Regions from separate parts of the Mus musculus genome. Here regions 1, 2, 3, 5, 6 and 7 are each linked to region 4. A link is a loop called in an ENCODE intact Hi-C map of the cell type or tissue named here. Cell type or tissue: left cerebral cortex. All regions are shown on one strand.

The links. A loop is a pair of places that touch in the nucleus more often than their neighbours do. Peaks named below come from ENCODE experiments on the same cell type or tissue, not always from the same donor. Only the 100,000 strongest peaks of a DNase experiment are listed, where the experiment ranks them.
Region 1: a loop joins it to region 4, with 4 times the contacts of the local background. A loop is called at or near these places in 12 of 42 quality-filtered maps.
Region 2: a loop joins it to region 4, with 6 times the contacts of the local background. A loop is called at or near these places in 7 of 42 quality-filtered maps.
Region 3: a loop joins it to region 4, with 9 times the contacts of the local background. A loop is called at or near these places in 27 of 42 quality-filtered maps.
Region 5: a loop joins it to region 4, with 6 times the contacts of the local background. A loop is called at or near these places in 18 of 42 quality-filtered maps.
Region 6: a loop joins it to region 4, with 5 times the contacts of the local background. A loop is called at or near these places in 6 of 42 quality-filtered maps.
Region 7: a loop joins it to region 4, with 5 times the contacts of the local background. A loop is called at or near these places in 18 of 42 quality-filtered maps.

The regions. Positions count from the first base shown.
Region 1 is chr13:83,073,698-83,077,697 of GRCm38, reverse strand. The region is part of intron 2 of Gm33073 (a long non-coding RNA gene); the gene reads left to right. Among named protein-coding and RNA genes, the nearest start is that of Gm33073, 45 kb to the left of the region's middle. In left cerebral cortex, a CTCF peak has its summit at 2,048; DNase peaks (open chromatin) are centred at 352, 1,993 and 3,276; H3K27ac peaks cover 3,038 bases.
Region 2 is chr13:81,765,639-81,769,638 of GRCm38, reverse strand. No RefSeq gene overlaps it. Among named protein-coding and RNA genes, the nearest start is that of Cetn3, 16 kb to the left of the region's middle. In left cerebral cortex, a CTCF peak has its summit at 2,409 (motif pointing left); DNase peaks (open chromatin) are centred at 2,404 and 2,877.
Region 3 is chr13:81,941,829-81,945,828 of GRCm38, reverse strand. No RefSeq gene overlaps it. Among named protein-coding and RNA genes, the nearest start is that of Gm41009, 58 kb to the left of the region's middle. In left cerebral cortex, a CTCF peak has its summit at 1,630 (motif pointing left); DNase peaks (open chromatin) are centred at 820, 1,608, 3,181, 3,675 and 1 more place; H3K4me3 peaks cover 1,541 bases; H3K27ac peaks cover 1,877 bases.
Region 4 is chr13:83,653,479-83,657,478 of GRCm38, reverse strand. It overlaps Mef2c (myocyte enhancer factor 2C), which reads right to left. Exons shown (of 11, transcript NM_001347575.1): 8 at 2,858-2,881; 9 at 1,843-1,972; 10 at 1,127-1,262. Gm52044 (a long non-coding RNA gene) reads left to right here. Exons shown (of 3, transcript XR_003950630.1): 3 at 1-4,000. Among named protein-coding and RNA genes, the nearest start is that of Gm52044, 6.8 kb to the left of the region's middle. In left cerebral cortex, CTCF peaks have their summits at 501 (motif pointing right), 1,319 and 2,386 (motif pointing right); DNase peaks (open chromatin) are centred at 1,166 and 2,397; H3K27ac peaks cover 3,631 bases.
Region 5 is chr13:83,515,803-83,519,802 of GRCm38, reverse strand. It overlaps a transcript of Mef2c not described here. Among named protein-coding and RNA genes, the nearest start is that of Mef2c, 6.9 kb to the left of the region's middle. In left cerebral cortex, no CTCF peak of the experiment used is centred here; DNase peaks (open chromatin) are centred at 1,363 and 1,663; H3K4me3 peaks cover 1,169 bases; H3K27ac peaks cover 2,640 bases.
Region 6 is chr13:81,785,045-81,789,044 of GRCm38, reverse strand. It overlaps Cetn3 (centrin 3), which reads right to left. Exons shown (of 5, transcript NM_007684.4): 3 at 2,088-2,202. Among named protein-coding and RNA genes, the nearest start is that of Cetn3, 3.8 kb to the right of the region's middle. In left cerebral cortex, a CTCF peak has its summit at 2,234; DNase peaks (open chromatin) are centred at 1,691, 2,161, 2,978, 3,133 and 2 more places; H3K4me3 peaks cover 1,171 bases; H3K27ac peaks cover 3,535 bases.
Region 7 is chr13:83,522,223-83,526,222 of GRCm38, reverse strand. Mef2c (myocyte enhancer factor 2C) reads right to left here and starts at 1,480. Exons shown (of 11, transcript NM_001347575.1): 1 at 1,143-1,480. In left cerebral cortex, no CTCF peak of the experiment used is centred here; DNase peaks (open chromatin) are centred at 1,485, 1,732 and 2,435; H3K4me3 peaks cover 3,302 bases; H3K27ac peaks cover 4,000 bases.

The sequences.
Region 1 (4,000 bases), 580 kb after region 4:
CGTTAGCTTGGATGTCTGGACAACTTACTTTAAGGAAAGGCTTATTATAAAGTAGTGTGGTATCAATTGACTACAAAATGCTTTCACAACTTCCCGGAAGAGCTTTAGCTCATTTCAGCACAATATGACCGGGTAAGACTACCCATTACAATATGCTAGCACATGCATTCATTATGTGTAGCGTCTAAACCATCAATGTTGATCTAAGCATTTTGAATTTTGATGAGTGGGGCTCCTAGATCTATCTTAATCCAAAGTCTGAAGTTGGGGCTTTTAGGAATACATCATGGGTACTTGGTTCCATTACCTTTTGTAGAATCAGAGGGCTTATGCTTGGGTATCTAAGGGCTTGCTAGGAGTGGGAGCAGATGGTAGTTTTTATATGTTCTTTTTATAAATGCATTTTGAGCAGGTTTTTTGCATGAATATTTCATTTATGACAGGGTGCTGCTTAGTTATATAAAAAGTAAATACATAACGAGTGAGGTGTAAGTATAGCATCAGTGTGTAGTGTTGAGGCTAATGGGTGGAGAGGGTTTTAAAAATATGAAGGATTCTCATTTTCAAAAGTGCTTTGCAAACTTTAAAAGATAAGGAGCTTGTTTTCTGCCTGCTTCTGTTTTCTACATTTCTCCCTGTGTTTTAGGTGATTAACCGGGAAAAAAAGAAAGGTTTGTATTCAAGAAGTCAAGCATCTGATTTCCAATTTTTATTATGAACAATATTTTTATTACGTGAGAAAAGAGAAGACAGTCCACATCATGTAAAAATAGCAAGGGCAAGTGCCACAAATAGCAACTTGAGGCCAGGAGACCTGGATGGAGGGACACACAACCACCAGGAGGAAAACAAGAGGCATGGAAAACAACAGCTGCCAGAAGCTAAAAGAAGGGTCCTTGATCTTCACAGGGGACAGGTGGCCAAGACATGCCACTCGTCACTGTGTGACATGGTATAGTCACAATGTTCTAGGCTTTGGAAATTATTGCTAAACTTTTTCAGCCTAGAAAAATATTTAAGTCAACTTGAAAAAATGTACTAAATCTACTTCCCTATGGGATTGTTTTGTCCTAGGTCCATACTATACACTATCCAAATAATTGAAGTGTTTTTTTTTCCTTCAGATTTATTGTGTTTCAGTGCGTTAAACAATATACAAATAAACACATGAAAAATAAATGGCCTATAGCTTGATCTAGTATTTCAAATCCTGTATAGTAGAAGTTTACATTCTGTAGTGATATTGTGTATCACATTTAGCAAAATATAGTTAAATAAATTCCTGATCTTAAAAGGAAATTTGAAATGACATTCACATCTGTGCTGATCTAGAGATGATAAGAGTTATAAGAAGCTAACTATTATAAAGCTACAGTGTTCTCTAGATGCTCATGGAGATAAGAGCTTTATTTTCCCCAAATATTCACAAGTGACAACCCAGTTCAAAGTCTGTGACTATTTGCTCAGCATGTAAGTGCCTCCGTAAAGCTTTTCTTTAATTTGACTGGGTTTTGTTTTGTTTTGTTTGCTTTTTTTCTTGAGTCACTTTGTGGCTATTTCACTTTCATCACCAGAACTAGTAGCTAACTTCATTTGTAGAGATTTTTTTCCTTACAAAGAAAGTAGCTTTTTAACATGTCATGAGAATAACTATGAAGTAACTTGACCACAAGCAAAGAATATATAAACCACTGTGAGAAGATATGCGGACCAGTCATCTAGGCACACTCCAGCTAAGAGATTCTTGCAAAAAACTGGTTGCTCACCAGATGTAATTCAATTTCATGCCTCAGCAAAATTACAAATTGCTACATGTCATGAACTCCTGACTATTGCTCGAGAGTAATCAAAGCAGTACATCCTCTTTCCGTGACATATTTCTTTGTATTTTCTGAAAGTGTCAACTAGAACCAGTTGCATAGAGTAGCTTATGCTTTTAGGTTGGTTGATGGTCTGATTGAGTGTTGGATTTGACAAGTGCGGAGGGGGTAGCTGATGGGTAGGCTGAGGTAGCACCCCACGTTGATTTGCACTCGGGCCCCCTCTAGTGCTTCTCTAAGAGGAAACTTCTCTAAAAGGGAAGTATTAGTTGTGAATAGCATTAGACGAATGGGCGCTAAGAGGTGTCACAGCTGTTGTGAAGAGGGGAAAGGATTACACAGGACACAAGTGTGGTCTGCATAGAAGGGATGGATGAAAATGTTAGAATTCCTTCTAAACTGTACTAACCTTCTGTTAAAATTCTTTTTTTAGACATTTCCAGGGAGTTGGCATAAGCAATAAATGAGTAAGTCAACTAGCCAATTTCTCTGGAAGCTGGAGATTCATGTTGTTAAACCTTAAGGAAATACATGGAGATTATTTTGCTTTGCTCATAGATTTTGGGTTATATGTAGACCACTTTTGTTTTATTCACGGAATGATGCAAGATGTGTATACAATACTTGAGATAAAAGACCCAAATCTTGTTATCCAAAGGAAAGACATATCTGCTGTTCTTGAAAAAGGTTTAATTAACCATCTGATAATAAAATCTTTAAAATTTTTAAATGTTTTTAACAAAAGTTCTAACTTTTTATTAATTTACTTATAAGATTTGCAAAACAGAAACTGGATTAGATAGATATAATTCATGTGGTCATTTAGCTGTGTGCAGATCAGTTTCAATAAAGTCAAGGAGAAGTAGGCCTTCTCAGGAAGGCACAGATGTAAGAGCAGGTACTGGGCACCTAAGGCATTGCTGCCTTCTATAGCTTATGAAGATATTAGAAATAACTAATCATAAATATCAATGGCAGTGAAGTTCAATACCTTGAGAGGTGACAGAACATTCCGGGTGAGAGACTTAAGCATAAGCGAGAATGGTGAGCGGGACTCAGACACAAGGCAACAAGAAGTGCAGGCTTGACTGAAAAGTGGCAGATGTGATAGTGGAGGAAAAAGAAAGTAAAATCAGGGTTAGGCAGTGAAGGAACTTGAAACTGAGGGTGAAAAAGATAGCTTTCATGCCGTGGACAAACCAAAAGCTTAATTAAAATACTCTTCTGTATAATTATAAAACACACCAAAGTAAGTGCATTTAAAGTGTGGGTATGAGATGATTTTTCTGGAGCATGCATTTCTGATAGTGTTTGCACAGTGATTTCAGTGCCACACAAAACTACTGAGCTCTCCTCATCAATTGTCACTATTTCAACATCTGCATGAATAATGCATATGAGAGATAGCATAGGAAGCAGGATTCAGATTTGCAAAAGAGGAACAGCAGACCCTGGAAACCCTAATTGTGGTTATTGGGCAATGTTGTCTAGTCCACAGCTCAAGACTTTGACACTTACTGACTTTAACAGGGTTGTGCAATCCTTGGACGTAAGCATTTAGCTTGGCTGAAAATGAGTGCATTTTACCTGATAGTTTTCTCAAGGAGATGATGGCTCTCAATGTCTAAATTCATATTTCGACTGAAGTCAACTCCAGATGCCTCCTCTTTCCCCTGTACAATTGAAGGCTTGTGTTTGGGGTTGGTGAATAGGGGACCCAGGATTAGCCCATAGTAGACTAAATTGTAAATGACTGAAAATAAGCTCATTTGTGTCTATTTATTCATCCTTATTAATAGATTTGGGCATTTAGAAACGCCTCAAGGAAAGGCAGAAGTGCAAGTAAATAAGCCTGTGAATGATCTCATTAAACTCTGGGATATTCGAAATACACAAAACCATGGGAAATTAAGGCTGCTAAAGTCACAAGAAATCAGATTTTTCTAAAATATATTTATTACTCCAAGTTAAATTATTGCCTCTTGAATAGCAAATGTTTACAAGTAAGCATGAATGTCCTGTATAGGTCCAATTAATTATTTGTTTCAGTGTTGATTTGAAAATCTATCAAGAGAATTTTATTTAAATTGTTATTAGTGAACTCCTACCTCATTTCAAGCCACATAATTTAGAAGGTCGTTACTGAGTCCTTCCTTTTCTTTCAACAAGCTTTATGTTCG
Region 2 (4,000 bases), 1.9 Mb after region 4:
TGAGGCTGTCCATGAAGCTTGAAAACAAAGATGCCAACTGTTTGTAAAGAGAGAGCAGGATAAACATACTCACAAATGTCATGGCATGCATGTTTAACTATTAAAAAGAACAGGGATAAGGATTGCTATATGAACTAGCATGCACTGTGCCTTAAAAAGATCATCACTCAAAGAAGAGAAAGTAAAAAAAGTATATAGACTATAGTAATCAATTGAAAAGTATATAGACTATAGTAATCAATTGAGTAAAAAAAAAAAATCATACTAATACAAGTTGGTGCCAGTTCAGATGGTCAATATTCCTTAACCAAAAGCCACCAGAATTACTTACGGATGAAGATGTTGAGTTTGGTTTTTGTTTGGTTTTGTGAGACAAGGAAGAAAGCACACCAAGGAGTATTTATGCAGTGGGAAATGTTAAGAGCGTGGAGAAAGGACTCACTAAGAACTTACCTTTGTTGGGGAGAGTAAGGCTCCCTTCAACATAACTGACAGGGGACTTAGAGAAACTGCATTGGCAAGCCATTTAGACTGTGTAAGAACATCGAAACTGAAGTGCACAAACCTTTTGGGGGAGGGAAGAAATGAGCACAATTAAGTATCTCACAAATGTGATCTCAAGGAAGGCAGATTATGAAGTAGTGGAGCTACAGCTGGGAGTTCAAGCATCGCCATTCAGCCCCTCTGGCATGGGTGTGGAAGAGGCCAGGGTTTGTTTCCTTCTGCATTGTAACAGTCAGTTTCCTGACATTTTATCTTTTTGACGGTTTTCTTTTGTGTACTTGGCTCAAGAAAGCTGGCTTCCTCTGTGCATTTTCTGTTTTGTTACTGAGTTCCATTGTGCCTGCTGGTAGCCAACTCCTCCATCAAACGTTCTAGGGTCCTTAGAACAAAACACTCAGGGAACTCACCATCAAGTCCTTCCTTCCAATCCACAAGCCCTTAGGTCTTCTGCCTCCTTTGAACAAACTTGTGTTATAGATTGCCCAAGCTGTGTCTAGTCCATCCCTCAGAAAAGGAAGTTCCAGAGGCATATACTTATGTGTGTTCATGCACACATGTGTCTGTGTATGTGTTTACGAAAGCACAAATCATGCATTCAAATAAGTGGCACTGTGCTACATTTCTACAGAAAGAAGAAAGTAATGGAATAGACAAACAAATAAGCAAACACAAAAATCCTTGCCTTTGTGGTGCACTGGCATTGGAAGTCAGATGCTATTAATCAGAAGTAGTCACAGCATTTCTACTTCTAACTAAGACTTATGTAAAACACATTTTGAAATTGTTTTCTAGTAATGGGAACCATAGATTTACCTGGAAATGTGAGAAATCTTTTCCTCCTCTAACATTTATCTATTATAATTCTATCCCTTCCTGCTTACCGCTTTCTCTTTTATTATTAATAGTAGAGTTGTTGGGGTAGGAGTGTGGTTCAATGGTGCAGCACATGGTTAGCCTTGGGTTCAATCCCCAGCATACACCCACAAAAGTAAGTTAACAAAGGTCCACCCTTTGTCTATATATTTTATTCAAGCTATACAGTATGTCTCATAAGGAACATCTTATACTACAAAAACTAAAAGTAATACGACTACAATACTAAGACTGTAAAGTCTTGGGAAGAACATATAATCATCTTTCCAGAATACACCCAATTGGTCTGTGCCTGTTGAGGATGGTTGAGCACATAGAGGTTGAGAATATTATTCTATGTTTGTAAGAGGTTGGAAGTTTCCAGAAGGAACGGCTTTTAAACTGTAGTAGAAAAGGGAGGCAGGTGTTTATTATGAAGAACCTACAACTTGAGAAGGCACTTTTCCCAAGGAGGCCAAAGGAGCATAAGCAGAGAGAAAGGACACAAAGGACACAAAAATAAGTGGGCCACACTGGTTCAGAGCCCACTGGGAAGCTCAACAGGAGCAGACCTCCAGGAAATACAGCTAATCCTTTTTGTTTTGCAGTTGTTCCCGCCCCTGCCTCCGCCCCCGCCCCCACCCCTTGTGTGTTGCATGTAATGTAATTTAATGTATTTATCTTATGAGGTTTCATAAGGGAAAGGAGACAGGAGGGGGAAGGGAGGAAGAAAGGGAGAGGCAATCTGATAATTTGATTGACAGGTGACCCTGTCAAGTTAGTTTTCTGGATCACAAAGCTGGTTTAGTGATGCCTAGGGAGAATTAGACACCGTTCGAAAGACTGTTGGACTGAAGAAGTGATCATAGCCTAAGAGGCCACCTACCACCAAAGAAGACCTTAAATGGGTATTTTTAAAATACTTGGCTTTGTTGCTAACATTATAAAATCAGGAACAAAGAACAAAGACTTTCAGTGTGGGGCTTTTCTTAAAGAAGCAAGATCCAGCGCATAGGCTCTGAACCCTCACAGTCGAGGCGCTGCTGCCCCCTGCAGGTGGGAATTATGATCTCCTGTTTCTGAGTCCCTTCTCCCACTGCAAGGTACTGTTTCATTTTGTGCATTATGGAGTATATGGGTATTTGAATTCATTTATATACTAATTATCTTCATCCTGCAGTGTATGGCATGCTAGCATGCATCTGATCAGGAAGAAAGGAGCACAGACTTAGATTAGTAATTCTCAATGTGATTTTTCCACCCCATGTTGAGAACTATACTTCAAACCACTTCTCCAGCAATTAAACTATAGTCTATGCCCACTGAAAGGTCTCTCACAGGGTTGTCTTGTGCTATAAATGCTAAGTGCCACATGCATGAGTGCTGTGATAATAAATACTTAGGGATGCAGGGGCGGGCCCGATTATTTCTGTAATCATTAAGAATTTTAAAGATCGGCTTGAACTTCTGTAAGAGAAGGACATTCTGCATGACAGGGGAAGCAAAAGCAAACATGTGAATTTAGTAGGCCACAATTTCTGTAGAGTGTAAAGTGGAATACTGCAGGCAATGCTGCTTCTCCTTCAGCCTTGATGCGAGCTATCTCAGAGTGAGAGACCCACAGAACTACTGAAACAGGCAGCACACTACATTTGAACTCTTGTAGTTCTCCTCCTCTCCCTCCTCTTCCTCCTCCTTCACCACCACCACCACCATCACCATCACCATCAGCTCCTCCTCCTTCTCCTCTTCCTCCTCCTCCTCCTCCTTCTTCAGAGAGCAACAAAGACCTTGAGGAGTGAGGTGATCTGCTCAATGCCACACAGCCACTTGGTGAAGGAGCTGAGATCAGATCTGCCCGCCCCCCGCCCCACCCCCTCCAGTGATTTCCTACACACATGAAGCCACATGAGTCACTTCAGTTGGTCATGGACAAGGAGAAGAAATTCTGGGCTGCTCGGGAGTTTTAGATATAATTCTTCTTCGTTTCCATTTCTCTTCTTCACTCATTTGCACCTCATATTCTTACTCAAGAAAAAGCACACCAAGAAAGTGTTATGGGAAAGGGGTGCGTGTGAGTGTGTGTGTGTGTGTGTGTGTGTGTGTGTGTGTGTCTGACCAGTATAGGAACAGATTAAGAATACATAATGAGCTGAACTACTTTCTAGTATTCAATTGTGGTTGACTGCAAATAAGTGATCCCTTCAGCTTTTAAATTCTCTGTGACTGCCATTCTCTGCAAGGGGAAGAAACTACAAGATGAATTTTCAGCCTACTAAAGTGAGCAACAAAAGGCATAAGGAGCTAGCAGATATGTCTCAAGTTCAACAGTTATGATAATCACAATCAGAATATGAAAATACTAGTCAGTTTCCTGGTACCTTAGAACAAACTGACAGACAGACTGCCCCTGGCTTTCATAGCACAACAATGAGGCTAACTTTGCATCTTGGTACTTGGAATTGGCAGAGAAGTTTAGTGTTAAGAACACTTGATTTAGATTCAAATCTGCGTTTTTAGTATTTACCAGCTAAGTGATCCAGACAACTGAATTAATCTTTCCAAGTATTCACCTGCACATGTATAAATGGCAAAAAGCTGCTTTTTCCTGTTTTCTCTGGGTTTTTAGGAGATTTACTACCTT
Region 3 (4,000 bases), 1.7 Mb after region 4:
TGCCGCTTGCAATGCGGCAGATAAATTCCTCATCTTTGTGAGCGTTCATTGTTCAAGGAGGAGCCTTTTCATTCTGGGGACTCTGCACGATCTCGGGTCACCTTCAGTTCTCCATACCGTGCTCCTCGATGTCGCTTAAGGAGCGATCCTCCCAATCAGCCAGAGGATGCCTTTTCTACTGGAGATAATCCAAGAATTCTCTTATTTATCTCCACTTCATTTTTGACCTGGGAATGGATGGTAACAATGGTATATTTTAATCAAAACTCATATGTGTGCTTTAATTGTTATAATATAGTAAGAAAAGTTTGCATGTTTGTCTCTGTTGGAGTGGGGCGAACCACACATTCTACCATCGAAAAACAAATTTTAAAAGGTGCAAAATTAACACACATACTTTTGTTTGGGGCTTTCAAGTTTTTATTTGCTTTTTCATTTTATTTGTAATCATAAAATCTGATTCTTCTGAATACACTAGAGTAAACTGCCCATTTTTATTTTCAGTAACTAGAAGAGAGGCAAATATAAGTACTAAATCAAGGGGGGGGGAATTAATTTCACAATTAAGTCTTGGGGCTAAAGATAAAAACACTGAGAACCTTTTGTCACTAACTGATGTTCCATTCTGTAGTGCTTGTAATTTGTTCATTTTCCTTCCTACAACATGCCCAATATGCCAGCAATCCTACCATTAGACTCAAATGTGTCACTACATACACATGACCAACGGGAAATGGGTACAACCATAATGAAGATGCAGATAGCCAGAAGCAGTGCTAAGACCTTTGTCTTAGACTGAATGTAAATACAGTAGGAGCAGGAAAACGAAGGCGTAGGGAGCTTCTAATTTTTGTACATACAAACAAATGCTGTTCATCATATCTGCAAAAAGTAGACTTTCTTAGATTGACTTATTGACATAAATTACACAATATCTCTGGAAATCGTCAACAGTTTCTATATCAACATCCCTTGCAAATACCATTGGTTCTCAGTGAACTCCTTCTGACCTCCTGGTCCGAGGCTGTCACTGTGTGATGTACATAATTCTCTCAACACTGATCCATTACCTCTGCCCAGTGTTGGGGGTCAGGCCAATAGTGTAAAGTCAAAGATAATTAGCAGCCCTATCAATAACCAGTTACAGGATCTCCGCCCAAGTGACAGGACAGAAAAGCCAAGAGAGGACATCGCATTATAAAGTGAGAGAGATGTGCCGACATCTTCTCTGGTTCAAGCGGCTGCTATGGACTATCAGCATCACCAGGAGACCTCACTACATTAGCATAAATTCAAATGACAAATGCACAGTGCTATTCAGAGACTCATTAATTTGCAGTGGGTGCCGTGCTCATGACATATTAGTGCAAAATTCAAATGTCTTTGTAGCAATGCGAATTTAGTTGTGAGACCAAAGTCGCTAAAATGAAAATGTGTGGGTTTTTTTAGCAGTTTATTAAATTATGAACTGTGATGACTATATCCGTGCATCTTTTTAAGCAGATGAGGTCCAGCGTGCTCCAGCGGCAAACGCATGGTTTGTGTTGATATTTTCCCTTCAGACAGTTTCCTCGCAGCAGATCAGACTGTCTGCTCTGAGCTCTTGCTGCATACGGGCTGAGAGCGCCCCCTTCTGGACAAATGACAATGTCACTTGAAAAAGAAGACCAGACCATTTATTGTTTTCCTTTCTTATTTTTAACAGAATTTGATATAAAGAATTTCAGGGCCCACCTCAAACCCAAAGAAACCAGCTTGGAATCATTTGTTGTAATAAGAGAATACAACAACTTTCTATGAAACGCCCAAGCATCACCCACTGTCGAAAGTGATCTACAATTATTTTGTATGGCACTTTTTTCTCTAACATCTCACAAAATTGTCCTTAAAAATAATGTCCTGGTTTATATATGCTAAGAAAATAAGCAATGAAATATTGTTAATCATTGTATTCTTGCTCCACAATATCATGGAAAAATTACAATTACTAGGAGTTTGTTTTATCGCTTTAAAAAAAAAAGCAAGCATATCCACAGAGCCTTTTCAACAAAGCAACCACATATGTATTGTATGCATCTCAGTTAAGGAGACAATGAATAGACAGGGTAAAGGTTGACTCACATCTGGTCCAGATGTGGATAGTGAGTTTTCCTGTTTCACAGATGGTAACATCCGCCCAGTTACTTCATTACTCAAAATAGCCTTATCAATAGTGTGTTTCAAATACTAACATACCCCACAATATTAAAAACACTGCTCTAATCAGTAAAATAATGACATGAAGAGAGTTAATCTTCTCTGCAGGAATAACATAGCAAAAAATGTACAATATCAGCCTCTGTGTTTCTCGGGGTTCAGGGTTCTAATCTTGTTGCAGCAGAGTTACACCCCAGGTTTATGAAGTAAACACTCATCAACTCATGTTGATGTTTAATAGTAATAAATGTATATATATATATATATATATGTGTGTGTGTGTATGTATATATATATATATATATATATATATATATATATATCAGTCCTCAGTGGAAGGGCCAACTTGTCAAATAGTAACACACATCTGAATAAATTGGAAATCATATTAATATTTGGAAATAATTTTTAGAATAATAAAAATTTCAGAAATAAGAAATACACACCTTTCAGCCATTTGAAGTAACTAACCTCCACTGGTGTATTAGGAGTCTTCGCTATCAGACTCTTATGTTTATCATGCTTTAAGCTTTACATAAATTACATAAAGTAGAGGGGGAGTCATGGCAAACTATTAATGCTTACGGGCCTAGTGATGTACTTCCTATGCATTTATGATAAGTGCAGGAAAGAAAACCTTCAAAAGAAAGATATATAGTTTTAAATTCCATTATCATAATATCATTAAAGCTGTGCATCATTTTCAACAATTAAAAGTAAGATCCTAGTCATGTATTTTACTTACTGAACGCTGAGTTAGTCTTGAGATACTTAGCAGGCTCGTTTTATTTTATAGTAGCTGCTACAAAGAAGATCTGCAGCTAATGAGGATGGAGAGGGATCGTGTGCATTAAACTCGCGGGCGTGGTGTGTGGCTGAACAGTATTAGATTAGCCCTGCAGCCAGATGTCTAGGCATCACTTTTCCCTAATGAATTCTCTTTTACCGGATAATTAGAATCCTAGACCCTGGGAATGTCAGAGCTGTGAGGCCCATTGTTGAACATCCTTCACTTTATGGATGTAGAAATCAGAAACATGGAGTTGCTAAGCAAATTTTCCAGAACTTAATGACTAGAACGTGGCAGGTACGAGGCAAGAACCGTCTTCTTCAGAATCTCTTCTCAAACTAGAAATGAGAACAGTCACCCAGAGAGCTGTAAGAAGGTGGCTGGGTCCATTTCCAAAGCCCTTGGTTCTTTTTGTCTAAGATAGGACTAAGGAATTTGTATTTGTAACAAGTTTCAGGTAGTGGTTTCCAAGGTATAATGTCCTTGATGGCACTGGGACTGTCTGAATGTAAGCATTTTTCTGATGGCACTTTTTATGTGAACAAAGCAACCTCATCCCAGAGTCACCACATTCCTTTAGCATCTTCTCATCAGCTCTCTGAAAGGGCTGGAGTGACATCCACGGTGACAGTTGGGAAGGTAGGGCACTCATGTAAGGGACTCCTGAGGAGTCACAGTCATCCCAAACATCAGTGACTCATAACACAGTCCAGCTAAGTGCCACTTACAAGGAGGTCCGCTGCCCTTCCCCATGAGTTATCAATGCCTACATCAATACAGGAGTTTGAGTCCTTTCCCAGTCTCTGAAGTAAAATAGCACTTAATGGTCCTAAAGAACCAAAGTGCAAGTCATCATTGCTTATGTCATCTTAGCAAATATGTCTTAAGACCAGGAGAAGACATCTGTGTAAGTGAACTTGACCTCACCTGTGATTGAGGCTCTGGCTCACAGCAGGAGTATATGTGAGATGGACTCAACAGGGGCACACACCAGTTTACATCTACAAGGTAGAG
Region 4 (4,000 bases):
GAAGGCTAGGTTTTCCATGGCAGTGAGTAGTCAATGGGGTGGCCGTGGCAAGTGCTGACTGCTGAATGGTATCTCAGAACTCTGGTCTATGTTCTGTCCATACCAAATGATGTTCAGTGGGAGAGGGGAGACAAAGGGGCAAGAACAGCGAGTTGTAGTAATGATTAGTGATGCTTGTTTGCATCACTACCTCCCTAGGCATACAGATACAAGACTAGTTAGTTAATTGGTAACTAAAGTGGCTTAGTAGAAAACTGAAAGTGGGGAGAGCACGTAGGATGTTGGTAAAATATGATAATTTATCTTGAAGTAGTTATATTCCATTTTCTTTTGAGGATTAGCTGAGTTCTGGAATTATTAGTTCAAATTAAAGTGAGGTGTCTGGTATCACTCTTATATGAAGGGGTGCAAATTGTAGATTCAGGGCATTTCTGAAAACCGCTCTATAGATAAACGACAGAAGTCATCTATGACAAAGATATACCTCAAAGCAACCACAAGGGGGCAGAAAGATACATACTTTGACCAGAAAACAACAAAAGTTATTTTTATGCCCAATATTCAGTAATTAGTACTGCATGTGCTAATTAGTATTTGTGCATATATTTTAACACAATGGCTATAACTAGACAACCTATGCTATTATATATGTTACACACATTTAACGCCCGAATAGAAATTCAACACTTGATTCTATGTACAGTAGACTCATATTAGAGGAAATCATGTAGTTTGTACTAAATGAGAACCTCAGCTCAAAAATGTAAAAAAAAAAAAAAAAAAAAAAAAAAAAAAAAAAAAACTATAAATACTTTCAATTTCCCATAAAAACTTCAGAAACCTCACCCAAACCTCCACTACTGACAGAAGGAGGAGGAAACAGACCCTAGAGTATTAAGGAAAGGCTATATATAAAGAATGTGCCTAACTGTTAGCACTCGCCCTTCACCAACAAACACGGGAAGGAATATTTAAGCTACTTGAAATATGTGATCAGAAAGTGGCTTTCCCAGCAATCAAATGTTATGCCCTTTAATGGACATGAAAGCGCATTGTTGAAGACAGACTTCTATCATGTAAAAGATACAGTCTCTGATTATGAAATAAAGACATAACTATTGCTTACCCCAACTGACTGAGGGCAGATGGCGGCATGTTATGTAGGTGCTGCTGCTGCCAGCCAGTTACAGAGCCGAGGTGGAGCGCACTGGCAGTGTTGAAGCCAGACAGAGATGACAGATCTGCGCTACTCAGAGAGTACTCTAGATGGGAGCGAAGGAGCGGCAAGGAGAGAGAGAGAGAGAGAGACAATTAGACTGTCAAATGGTAAGCAAAATCACACAGTTTCAACCTCTAAAACATACTTTGAATCAAAGTTTTTTGATTTAGGAAAAGAAGAAAATAAAACACCACGGATAATTTGAATTTAAAAAGAAAAAAAAAATATTATCCATCTGAGTAAGGATGTCACACTAGATCCACAGTAATAGATCCTGAAATGTTAGCACATTATACTAGCTTTGTTTAAAAGTGTAAAGGATCTATATATTTTATGATCTAGAAATAGGTTTTACATTAAAAATCTTCAAGAAAGTGAGTGTTCTACTACATTAAAGAGACAGTAGCTCAGTTTCTTTGAAATATTGAATTCGATTTGAGTAAATAAAACTTCCCATCACTTAAAAAGGAGCACTGTAGATCACTGAGTAAGACAGAGGTGCTTGTACCATGCATTCTGGACACAGGCCCCACACGAGCTCCCAACAGGGCAAAGAAAATAACTTTTAAAATATGCTTTTTAAAGTGTTTACTGTAATATTTGCACATAGCAAAGCTACTCACCAGTACCATATGTTGTTGAAATGGCTGATGGATATCCTCCCATTCCTTGTCCTGGTAAAGTAGGAGTTGCTACGGAAACCACCGGGGTAGCCAATGACTGAGCCGACTGGGAGTTATTTATCCTTTGATTCTTTTAAAGTAAATAAAAAGACATTATTGGTGGCAGATTTTAAAAAGTTAAAAATATTAGGTCTCACTATTAGTTTTTCACATAAAGAAATAAGTTGGTACAAAGCTCATGAAATTAATCATTTAACATGTGTCTCTATGAACTCTGCCAACCCTATCATTTACAATCCTTCAAGAGACCAGCTGTTGCCATAGTAACCCATTACATCAGTATCTCCTAGGCAACTGAACTAGTAACAAGTACCATAGCTTTATTATGGGTAAAAACAGACTACGTTGAGAACTGATGAAATATGTATACTGTACTGCTATTGTTTCAGTTTTATTCAAATGCAAATTAAAAAATTAAAATCAACCATAGTGGGTTTTGTGATCAGTTCTATGTACAGCAGAGCTGATAGATATGATTCAGGCTATGTTATGGCCAGCAGGTGGCGCTATGACCACTTTCTTCTGCTTCGACTTCCTTGCAAAAGGATGGCAAAGTAGCTAATGCCAGTATTTAACTCCTAATAGCCAGGAGGTAAAGGATGCTTACGCTCAAAATCCTGGTATTTTAAATTTTGAAAGAATAAGTGTCTTACTATTTAATAGCTAAAGATGCATTTTTGTGTTTCTATTTTAGAGTAAGTTCAGTCTTAATATTTAAAACATGGTCTTTAGGTAAAAGGTGGGGACAGAGGAAAAAGGCCTACAAAAACCAGCTATGCTTTCCACAGGCTGTCAATGATCCTAGAAATTAATGGTGTTTAAGCATAATCAGTACCCTCATTTATTGAGGTAAGTTTTAAAATCTTTCTGTTTGATCACAGCTAGCACCTTTCACTGAGGTAGTTCTGTTATCTTCCCGAGCATGCCCTTCAAGGGACGAGTCCTTCCCACTTACCAACAGCAGATCCACATCCTCAGACTGAGAGCATGGGGAAGGAGGGAAGGAGTTTATTAATTAGTGTCTGTAAATATTTATAACTGTGAAAATCTTTCTAGCAAAAGGAGATGCATCTTCTGATAGACGCAACAGTTTAAACAGCTTGGCACACGGGATGCCAAAGACAACTCCTTAACAAAGACATTCTTTGTTTCTCTTAGTGAGGTGTTCCTTGTCTCAAACCTGAAGACTGTCTATCTTGTTTGCAGCACAGGTCATTGTCTCTCTGTTTACTGTTGTGCCCCATACTTTGATAAAAAGATAATAGGAATCTACTTTAAACCCTACTTGCTAGAGGAAAAGGGAGTCATACATGACGAGAGTGAGAGCGAGAGAGAGAGAGAGCGAGAGAGAGAGAGAGAGAGAGAGAGAGAGAGAGAGAGAGAGAGAGAGAGAGAGAGAAAGAGAGAGAAGAGAGAGAGAAAGGGGGGGCTGATCCATGGGAATGTGTCAGTTTTAAGGGATATGGGATAAATGTGATGAGAGACACTGTGTGCCCTGCCTGACCCACACTCACAGCATCACTGTGGGAGGTTTTATTTCTTAGACTCAGGCTTTTCTAAAGGAAATGTCACATGTTATTTGATTTTAGCTAAATGCACAAAATGAATATATAATAAACAATCAGTTCACAGGACTATTTCACTCCTAGGCATGGCACAGAACAGAGAATTCTAAAACAAAGCAAAACAGAAGGAAATGTTTGTGGGGTAATTTAAATCTATCTGCTAAGTCTTTGCTATATATGTTCTCATTGTTAAGTTTTGCTGATTTGGAGAACACTCTGTCATCTATTGATCTATCTATCTATCTATCTATCTATCTATCTATCTATCTATCTTCTATCATTGTACCTACCTACTACCTATCTTTGTTTTTGGGCTTGATACCACAATATTCTTTTCATCTTATGCACAAGTCTCAGAGCAAGAAAATGATACAGCATGAGATTTTATATATGCTTAAGTTTACATTTCATATGTCTATATTTTCACTTAAAAGCTTCTACTACTTATTTTGGTTTAAAATGTAACATTGGTTCTCAAAATTTCTTGGGTTCTGAGAGTTAGATATTTTCATAAACTACAATAGGCAAAGATT
Region 5 (4,000 bases), 140 kb after region 4:
ACTTGGGAGGCAGAGGCAGGTCGATTTCTGAGTTCAAAGCCAGTCTGTTCTACAGAGTGAGTTCCAGGACAGCCAGGGCTATACAAAGAAGCCCTGTCTTGCAAACTTTGGGATTAATGCTGTGGCTTCATCAATGTATATGGAATCTCTTAGTAACAGAACCTTTTCTTTCCAAGCAGTCTTTAGTTGTGTAGAGCATAGAAAAGCGCTCCTGTGTTCTAATCTCTGTCTCAGACTAGGTTTCCATGGCTTTTGTACACACATGAATATTTCCTTGGCTTTAACGTAGGACTAGTACCCCCACCCTACCCCTCAAGGACCAACCATGGCTCAGCAGAACAGGGACCAATATCAGTTTTCCCAATTGTCTGAGCAGGACTTTTCATAATGAGGAGTCATTTAGAAAACCTCCTCATCTGGGTTGCCATCCTTATAATTTATTTTTGATTATATTGTGTCAGTGTCAGAGAAATGAAGAATCAGGGTAGTATTTGTTTTAGGGTTATGGGAACTGAAGGACTTATATCCTTCAAGCTCAGGCCCACCATGCCTTAATCTCAACTTGGTCTGGTACTCAGACCCAAGTTTTCTGACACATCCTTTTCTCTCAGTTCTTGCTTGGCTTTAATGTATATTATTAAGTTGGGATCACGATATATCTCCTAGGACCTCTTAACCTTACTCTTCACGAAATAAAGTCTGTAATAAATTATCTAACACCCCCCTTCCAAATTCTCCTCTACAAAGTATGATACATTTTTTCTTCTTCTTCCCTTCTATCAGTAAGTGCAAATAAGACTTGATTGGTAATTTGCTTATAAGTGTGCGGCTGACTCGAAAGCATCTATGGGGACAGCTAAATTTAATGGGACTTTACATCTTCTCTTCCCATTGTTAAATGCTTATTGAAACACTGGTTCTACTCCATTTCATATCACAGGAGACCTGAAATTTAAGGCGTAGATTTCTCCCTTTAACCCTTTCTTCTAGAGACCTTACTAGGTCCGTGCTCTTTTCATTTTAACAGATCGTAACCAGGGGATGCGATGGAAGTTTGGGGTTAAAATTTTCCTCTGGCATTTGGTACCCACTTCTTTGTTTGTGAAGCAGAGGGGCTGGGATTCAGTCCGCAGGGCCCCATAAAGAGCAGACAAGGGACGCCTCTGGTTTCAGCAGCTCACTCGACTGAGTTATTGATTGCAGGCAGAAGCAATCCCTCTGTCTGATTTGTGTTGAAAGCTGACCCGCTGGCTGGGCGGACTGGAGAGGCACAACGGCTGCAACGTCACCCAATTACTGCTGGTCCTCCCCTCCGACATGGCTCTCCCCTCCTATCTGCTCTTCTCCGTGGGTCGCAACTTCCTCCCACCCACTTTTCTCCGGCAGACGGAGCTGAGGGGGTGGGGACTCTTTCCCCGGCTAGTTTCTAGAGCTCCCAGGCTGCTAGTGTGTGTGTGTGTGTGTGTGTGTGTGTGTGTGTGTGTGTGTGTGTGTGTGTTGAGGGTAGAAGGGGGGGCGCTGCGTGTGCCACGTGAGTGAGCCCCGGGACGGGCGGAGGAGGCCAGAACTGCCAGAGCGGGCCTGGGTTCACAAGGGTTGGGCATGATGTCTTCAACAGCGGGACAGGAAAGGGTGTGCCGGCATGCTTTCGGCTGGAGAGTCTTGGTTTGGGAGAAAGAGACTGGTGGTGTGCTGATAAAGATGGAGCGTGATGGGCTCCAGAGAATGGAGGAGGGCTCAAAGGCAGTGGGTGTGCTTTGGAAACGCGCGGTGGTGGCGCTGGTGGAGTTTCTAGGAGGGTCTGTTTTTTAGGATCCCAAGAACATTTCTTCCCAGGAACTGGAGATGAGCTTTGAGAAATCTCCATAAACATGGGGGGGGGGGGGAGGGGCGGGGTCTGGAAAAGGAACCCATCACCCACACAGCTCACAAAGTGCTGGCATGAGGTCTGTGAGGTCTGCGTTTCTGGCTACCTGGTGCATCATAAGCACTTTGCAATCAGGAAGAAAAAGAGGGTCTTTGGGCAGGTCCAAACTCCCTGTCCTATAGCATCCTGGATTTGTAACAAATCTTATAGACTAATAGGAAAAGAATCATGGCCCCAAATTAGCTTTAAACTCTAATTAAGCCCCTAGGTTCTCAGAAATATTTTTAAAACCTTAAAGCCAACCACTAACTCCAGAAGGTAAGCTACCTCTGTGAGTATATGCAGGTCATGGTATATTAAAGATCACAAAGTAGAAAGAGAACTAGGATGCTAAGGAAAATTCACAGCAAACCCGAATGAGAAGACTTTCTTTCCTCTTGCACAACTTTCTTTTGTTACCACTTGGAAACAGTGTTGGGATATTGTGCAAAAATAACCATCAGGAGATGCAGAATCTTGTGAGGTTCTTTGCTTGTCTAGGGTGCTGAACCAAAGAGAGCAAGTGTAGTAGAGAGGATACATCAATGGTTTAGACCACAGGGCTCTACACCTCTAACCCAAAGAAAGATGTGTGTTCCCTACAAATAGGATAGATGCTAGACTAACACTTGGCCTTCCAAGTTAATCAAAACTAAAAAAAAAAATTATTCCTTCAATCACATTGTCCATATTTTAACTGCTAAATAGGCCTGTGTGGGTAGTGGGACCTCTGAGGTAGGCATAAAAATATGCCTTTTATTACATGGAGTCATTCTGCCATAGTTTTAAGGGAAAATATTCGCTTAAAACTGCATTATGTTATGTTGATAACAGGCAGATTTCTAGGATAGTCTGCATTTCTAAGGAAGTATATTACATCACATTGGCAGCAACGTGAAAAGTTTTAAAGTCTGAATTTTAGTGTCTTGCCTGCTGAGAAAGATACTGGGAAATACCCAGTCCATGTACCTTTTTGTTGCTTTTAAATAAGGAAGGTGGGTCAAACTCAGAAGGCCTAAGTGATCCACATCTCTAAAATTGGAACGAAGCTTAAGTCTTCTGATGGGTTCAGTATCTTTTCTGTTGACCAGGACATCTTGGCTGGCTTGGCCAGGGAAACTGACTGTACTAGAAGGTGCCTTGATAGCTTTTAGGTAGTTTTTTTTTTTGTTTTTGTTTTTGTTTTTTTTTAAGAGAGAATGCCTCTAAGCATTCACCCTAGAGAAAAATGCATTTCATAAAGGATAAGCTGCATGAGGACTAACACTGTCTCCCAAACCTAACCTGCACGATTGATAGTGTCAGACAGCCACATAATGCTTTTGCAAAGAGAACAATTGAGATATAATACTGTGTTTACTTGTACTTAAAACTTATGCAGAACTAGCATTATGCTTTTAAAATAAATGGTAAGCAATATAAAAGTAAAAGAAAAAGGTGTTATCTGAGGTGAGACTTGCTAGCCAACTATAATCCTCCTCACATTTGGTAAAATTATCTCATTCACTGACTTCACAAAGGAGGGATTTGGTCTGAAATGTTAACAATGTAAATAATGAAATTACAACTAATACTACATAAGATGGGTAATAAACAACCAGTGCTATCAGATTTTAGACTGAGCATAAACTTTGGGACTTCAATAGGTTGCTAGGGGATTCATTTTGCTGTATCTGTTCTTTACAATTTTCATTGTTAGCTCATGTGAATGTTCATATTAATTCTGCCCATTTATGGTACATTTATGGTAATTAACCCTTAATGAAGATGATCTCTGTTCACATCAACATATTCACTGATGGAAAATAATGCTAAAATGATCATTCTTTTGAACATTGGACTGATCCATATTTGAGCTAATATCTATGTCTCATGTCAATTTACCGTTTGCTCATGTTTGAAAGGATTCTTGGCATACTACCTGAAATCTAAGATGCTATATGAAAATGCCTCAGTGCTCTGCAGACAATGAAAGTCTCAGCTTCTCCATAGCTGTTCAGCTTCTCCATAGCCTACAAGTGAAAAGGCTGATGGGACTCTGAAGTGAATATAGCCAAACATCAACTGAGGGAACACAGGCTAACTGATCACTCA
Region 6 (4,000 bases), 1.9 Mb after region 4:
CTTGACAAAGATTTCCTATAAAAGGCCTGATAGGAAACATTTTAGGTTTTCAGGGTCCTAAGCTCACAGTCTAAACTGCTATGCTATTTGGTAGCAGAGAAGCAGCGTCCACAAATGTGGGACGCACAGAGAGCACAGTTCGGTTCAGTCCCGGGGCTACAGGTAACAACTCTGACCCAAGACAGCAATCTCTCTCACACAGAATCAAAATGTCCTGTTACTACACTTACATCCTAAGGCCCTCACCACAATTTCTTGGTAATCTTAACTACCATTCATCCCGCCAAATGCAAAAATTTCAGTGCTGGATAAATACTCAAAATGAAAACACTGTAACATTTTATTTTAGATAGGATTTTAAAATGTAAGAAATACAAGCCAAGAACAGATGAGGTGAAAATCTCTCACTTCTATTGACCTTCCTTTAAGAGCAGAGATTCCGGAAGCACCTGCTCCTCCTTGGCCTCAGCCGAGTGACGGATGGACGCTAGGTAGCCTGCACTGAATGCACTTTAAGGCTGTTTTCTCATCATGGGGAGAGCCCAATAAGCCAGGCACATCTGCAGATATCTGTGGGACAGTGTCCTTAGGCAACAACAAATGGTCCATAAAGCTAAGGTTTAGGTGATATGAAACTCTGTTCTGAAGTAGTAAAATATAAAAATCTGCAATACTTAGAATAGTACTTATGAAAAAATGTTTTACAAAACTCTGAATAATAATGCTTAAAATAGCCTTCAAAAGTTAAAGACAGAAAATAAAACAATGAGATTATAGAATAGAATGTTTTAATGTCCCAACAATACAAATGCATTCTGCATCAAAGGAAGCACTATTTTCTCTGCCTGGCACAAACTCTTGGAGTGTTTTGCTTGGAGACAGGGTCTCATTGGCCCTGTCTGGCCTGGGGTTCCTCATGCAGACCAGGTGGACTTCAAACTTCCAGAGCCTGGGTTACTTCTTTGTGCTGAGTGCTGGGACTACTCTTAATCCCAACACCAGCATTTAGTAGCTCTTACTATCCAGTACAGTGCTTAACATTTCACATGCTCATCACCCACATACCTCCCAGAAACCACATTACACTGGTCCCCATTTCATCGATGAAAACGAGTCACAGACAAGTAAACTAACCAAGTTACAGAGTCAGAACCCAGATCTGAAGCCTGGAATCTGGTTCCAAGGTAGCCTGTGCTAACTTCACTGTGGTGCTCTTATGAGTTTCCTAAGGGGGGGGATCTGCCTTCTCATTCCATTTCTTTTCTTTCCTGTATTATGTCTTTAATATTTAAATAAAGGTTTTGTATATACATATAATTGTATTAGTTTTAATTTTTTAATATATGAAAATAACTACATGCTTAGATTATGACCCCTAAAATGGTATCATTGGTCAGTAACTTAACAAAATAATTCATATAATGTCTATATAACACTGTAAGCAATATAATTAAGTTACAGTAGCCAATTCCTAGCCTTCCAGAATCTTCTATTGAAAAATCTTTAACTGTATACACCCTGAGTAACTCATCCTGAGTAACTCATTAAGATCACTATCCAAGATCCAACTACAGTAAGCTGCCACCATCTTCAGGTGGCATTTCCTAAGTGCTCCTATTTCTACCCTGCCAAAGACATCCCTCACAACAGTGTCGTTGCTGTTGTCTCAACTTTACAGCACAGCACTGTCCCTGAGATTAAGGTTAGTGAGTACAGAGCCTAACAAGCTGTCAACTTAACAAGATGGACTTCATGTCCCCATCTCCCACCAAGACACCATGTCCTACTTCCTTCTTCTCTCCACTGTACTAACAAAAGTCACAGCGCACAGCAGTCTTCACTAATAATCTTAAACATCAGGATACTAAATCTTCTATTTTACTGGCAAGAAATAATTTTTGGTTACCCTTTAGTGATTAATTTTAATAAACCATAAAATCTAGACAACAATTCCTCGTTCAAGAAATCATCAAAAGCCAACACTAATTCTCACAGTATAGCTAGAAATATGTTTTTTCTTTTGAAAACATACAAAAATCTCGTAATTTTCCAACAAGTACTGGGTATAAAGGCGACTAAGTACATACCAACTTCATTAAAATCTTCAAATGTGATCTTGCCAGTGGCTTCTCTGTCATAATCTTTAAGAATCTTCAACACATCAGCCTTTTTCACATCAAAGCCCAAGGCTCTCATTGCCACCTTTTGGATTAAAAAGGAAAAACAAATTGTAAAGCACTACTTACAAAAGAAGTCATCAGTGATTTCTAAGGAAGTTTTCCATCTTAAAAGACAACAGCAGATTACTAAAGCACAATTATTCTGTATTTTTACCTCTAACTTAAGACTATGAAACATCCTGGTTTTTCACTTTGAAAATAAATAGAAATTATTTTCATTGGCATTTTGCTGTTTTATATGACCAACTAATTAAAAAGAATTTACAAAAAATATATAAAACGATGCACTAAATACAAAGATAACTATTTGTTACCAAGGGAATAAAGACATATCACAACTATTAAAAGGCTAGACAAAAGCATAAAAGCAGGGAAAAAAAGCAGAAAAATTTCAGGCCTCCATGGTTGACACAGTGGAATTTTATAATCTTATCACTCAGGAGACTGAGACAGGATTGTCATAAGTTTGAGACTAGTATAGGATACACATTAAGATCCTTTCTCAACAAACAAGCAAGCAATCGGCTTTCCCACCAGAGCATACATAATTAGCTACTATGGTACAATTAGTTTCAGATGACTGAGTTTAAACAGAAAACTGCTACTAGTACCAGGAAAGGAGAGCTGTGTCACTAGTTAGTGAAGTCTTTATGTCAGACATCCCTTACTAAACAGGGGAAGAGCTGGTGGAAAGGATGGGAGACAAAACCTGGGACTGAGGGCTGTGAGCAGAGCTGCCACCTTCTCCAGGCAGGGAGGCTCTGAGCAGAAGTAATCAGTAACAAGTGGAGGTAGTGGAGACAGCCGCATCAAAGGGCAACAAACGCAGAGGAAGCCAGGAAAGGCTTATGAGCTAACAACATGGTCAAAGAATTCAAGAAAGATAGATATGTAAGGGTAGTGTAAAGACGAATAGAAAAGGAGGAAGCTCGAGCTGTGAAACCAAGTCCCAAACCGAAACAGTCAATGCCAACAAATGGCGAGACACTGTACAGGACGGACTCAGACTGCACGGGAGGGAGCGGCAGCAAGACACAAGTGGGATGGGGAAGGAGCGAACAGAGGGCCTCAATATTGAGGCCCCAGCTTCAGGCCTGTAATACTTTCAGATAGTCTATCCTCTCACCTCAGTTTCTATCTACCCCTACTTGAAATGCTTAAAAATCACCTACAATGTTGCCCAATTTAAAACTACAGTTAACATTTAAGATATCAAATGTTATCTTTCTCACTGGGTTGAACATAAGAAATGTGTTCATAACAAATTTCCCCCTCGATCTTTACTCGTAATTTTAATCCTTAAATTGGGTATTTTCCCTCAGCACATAGCAACATTAGGCATCAGACAATTTATATCCTTTGTAACAGAGACGAGCACACTAAGAGTGTGTTAGTACTATTTTAAAAATTAAAAGCTCAATCTCAGAAATGTCTGAGCAAAGGCAACTATCTCTCCATCTCAAAACTTTTTAGGTTGCACTACAGAGATAGCTCAGTGAGTAAGAGTGCTCCTCGCCCTGCAATCTTGAGGACCAGAGTTCAAATCCCCAGCACTCATGTAAAAAGACAGGCCTGGCTGCAGGTGCCAGTGACAGAGGTGTGTTGATTGGAGTGACCCCAGAGTTCACTCTCTAGCCAACCTAGTTCAGAAGTACTGAACTTCCAATTCAATGAGACAGTCTGTCTCAAGGCAACAGTGTTGGAAGGCACACAAGGCCGTACTCTACACTGCACATGATACACATGGAATGTACAGGTCTGCACAAGCAACAAGCATAGGCCACAAACATCGTGTTTTAAAAAGCTGAGCTATATACCAT
Region 7 (4,000 bases), 130 kb after region 4:
TAGTCACGAAGCATTTCATAAGGCAGTTACCCTTAGAGTTACTATCACATTAACGATAGTAAAATGCACTTTGTCTTAAAGCAATTCTCCACCAAGGACCAGTTAAAGAACTGGCAAACAGCCTGATTCTACATACACTGTCAGCATTTACATCCTGAATGTTTTATACAGAACACATCACATCCATTTCAAAAATGTGAGGGAAAAGGTTCATAACCATAGCATCTAGAACAGTACAAAATGGCTCAGACATAACAATTTCCTTAAGAATTGGTAGCCTTGCTCTGGAAAGGAAGTCACATTAGCATTGCACTCAAACACTTGCATAATACACAATAATACAATAAGCAATGTGCTCCGTCTCTATAGACTTCCTTTACGGCCAACTTTGTCACTTAGTTTAGTAACTTTCATCCAAAGTCCAAACAGAAGGCAGGCTAAGTGACTTAGTTTTGTTTGTTTTTAAATAGCTTAATATTTCCCTTGATCTAAACAACAGTGCACATGCTGAAATGCAAACATGAACTGTGCAATGCACAGACTACCATGGCCAGGGCAACTGCTTCTGGTCCCCACCAATTAAACTCTTTCAAGCCTGCACTTTGATGAGGGAAGAGGATGCACAAAAGGTGGCCTCTGGCAGACAGCCCTGCTTTAGCTTAAAGTCATCCCAAGGACTAGTGGCTCAGAATCCAAACCCAGGGAAAACCAGTCTTTGGGGTAACTCATAGGAACATCTTTCCACAGTGAACTAAGAGCTAAATTTTAAGACAGCGACTTCAAGGTCACAGAACAGTCTGTGAAATCCTAAAATACACTAGTATCCACGTTCTCCACCCTATCAAACATGCTAATGACAGGAACTAACTTCTTGAAACTTTAAACAAACTGATGTGACAGGAAGAGTCAGATGTGAATTCAATAGCAGATGGCAAACGGATACTACTATCTAAAAAGTTACTTTCAGACACACACAAGGAAATCGTAGAGTCTAAAGAAAAGAATGCACAACAAGCCTTAACTTAAGCCTTCCAGAAAGGAGTTGGATAGATAGACCCAGTGCCTGGAAGAGATTGGTGCAGATTTCAGAGACAATACACAAGCTATTTCTATTCTTTTGGAAAAATGTCAGAGGTACTTACATGAAGGAAGACACGACCAAATTAGTCCTTGGAATATTTTCCTTTCTTAAAAGAGAGGAAGAGAAAGAAAAAAAATAACAATAATCTTTACTTTGTCCAGCCTTGAAGTGCTTCTCCACTTGATTCAAAGCTGCAGGCACGGCGACCCACACAGAACCTTCAAAGTCAATCCAATAGCAGCCCGAAGATGTCTGGGTGTACGCGTGTGCTCAAGTGTCTGTGACTGCGAGGCGAGCGAGCAGAGAGCTGGAGACGAAGTGTGCGTGTGTGCGCGCGCGAGAGGGGGGCAAGGGGGAGGCGCGCGCGGGCTTGCGCATTCGCGCGCGCACCGAAGCCGCTGGAAGAGGAGGAGGAGAAAGAGGAGGAGGAGAGAGAGGAGGAGGAGAAAGAGGAGGAGGAGGAAGGTGGAGGAAGCGAAGGAGGAGGTGGAAGAGGAGGAGAAAGTGGTTGTCTGTGGCCGGTGGGATTAAAAGTAACCAGACTCGTCCAGAAAACTGTGTCCAGGAAGGAAGTGACTGGAGACGAATGGGAAAAGGAGAGCAGCTCATAGCCTTAGATAGGTCGTGTAAAAGAGCGGGGGGTGGGGGGAATGTAAGGATACTGGGAGGGGACGCGGGGGCGGCAAGCAAGACGGAGCACACGGGGCTGGGGTTCTAAGCAGCACGTACGCTCCGGTGCTACCCCTGTCCCCCAATTCATTTTATTCTTGCCTTTGCCTGGCGCTGCCTTTTCCTTTCCGTTTCTCTATCCCAACCAGCCCAAACCGTTGCCTCTCCTCCCGAGCTGGGGAAATCATCAGTTTCACTCTTGCAAAAGGGGGGCGGGACTAGAACCTCGCAACATTTTAATAAAACAAACATACTGCAGCTCCCTCCTCACCCCTCCAGTCTCAACTAGATTGATAAATTACTCCACTACACTACTTTAATTATGTATATGGTATGCAGAATAAATCACTGAACATCAGTACCTCAATCAAGCACTTTTAAATGATAATTGCATCTTGGTGAATCAATCTTTCCATTCCTGACATTTTGCTAATTTTAGTTTTACGGTGGGGTAATGGCACATGCCATACGCAAACCTAATGACAATTCTTTATTGCATGAAAGGGAAGACAACACGGGGAGCGGCGGCTCCCTGCCTCTCTCCCCGCCGCTACAGAGGACGCTAGGCTCCTGCGCGCTCGCTCCCCCGGGGAGGCTGCAAGCCAGCTAGCAGGAAAGTCCTTCTGAAGTCGAGATCTTCCTTCTGACCAATAGGAGCGCGACCCTAAGAGCTGCTCTAGTGACTCCCCCCCCCCCCGCCCCCTTTAGATTCTCAGTAGCCACTTCATCCTTGCTCCGGTCCGCGCGCGCCTCCGTTACTCACGCGTAAAAGCCACGATCCAGGATGTCTGCAAGCCTCGATCCCAGCGTGCGCTTCCTGCCCGCCCAGAATGTATAAAGCTTTTGGCCTTGAGAGTCAGGAGGGCTAGGCTAGAAAGTGAGCCGAAAGGATCCTCCAATGTTAGTAATAAATTAATTACAAGTTTTTGAAATCTCGACTTTATCCCCGGGCCATTAACTTTCGAATCAATCTGGACAAATTTACTGAGAGGACAGCTTCCTCGGAGAATGCCCCCTCCTTCCCTCCACACCTTACTGGACTTTATCCAGGTCATTAGCAAGTAAACCAAAAACAACTTCCCAAATGCATTAGGCTCCCCTGACCGATAGATAGCGGGTGACTTCACTTATCCTGAAGAGTTTCAGCTGCACAGGAAGCAGGAGCAGACACTGATAAGAACTCTTAGGTTAAGGTTTAAGCTGTCGAATAATTTTCCATAGTAAAAATATAGGTTAACAAAGAATTGATACTTAGAAAAAAAAAAAAGGTACTAGATATCACGACCACACCTAAAAAGCTAAAGATTAAATATATCAACTATATACAAGTCAACCCTATGCATTCTCAAAATAGTGAAAGATTGCATGCCAGGAGTACTGTAGCTTGTGTAAAATATGAACATTTAATTTTTAATACTATGATTAGAGGAAGAGAAAGTTCACAGAGTACTATAATGTAGAAGATACAAGAGTAGACAATAGTAGCCCATAGAAATATCTAGCTAATTAAAAATATTTTCGAAAGTATATGTTTAACCCAGTAACTGGCTGAATTTCCCGGGAAGCTCTCCAGTAGGCCTGCAGAGTACTATTTTAATGCAGAGGGGCATTGTGCTTCAAAAAAGCCTCCTGCCTCATTGTGCTGTTTGAAGTTAGTAGCTTCTATCAGAGCAGTGGACTCAACATTTAAGCACCCTCCGAAGGAAGGCTTCATTTGAAAGCAGAAAGTTGTTTTTACAGGCAAGTTAAACTACATGGGAACAATCTTCAAACCTCTGGCTCCTTACCACTGAGACTATTAATTAGTACTGCGATTTTATTACAGGAAAGCATGACAAGCTGTCACAGAGCACAAGCTTTGTGACATGGTGGGTTTTTTGTTTGTTCTGCTTTTGAAAATGGTATCTATGCTATATTGTATTTGCTCCTCTTTCACATAGCAAGTGTGACTACCATGAGTTTATATAAACAGAACGGCATGTTTAGAGGTACAAGCTCTGAGCTTAGACATGCTGCATGCTAAGGCATACCTAGATATGGTGATATAAATAAAAATTTAGATTATTTTTAAGGTTTACAAAGATCCTCACAGAGCAAACTATAAGAAGGACCAAGAGAACTTATTCTCATAGTGCTTTAAATTAGTATAATGAACTATAATGGCCTATGTTACATGACAGAATTGATATAGCCAATACATGAATTCAATAATGCTCTTCTCCTTAATTATAGACAAAGTTTCTACTTACC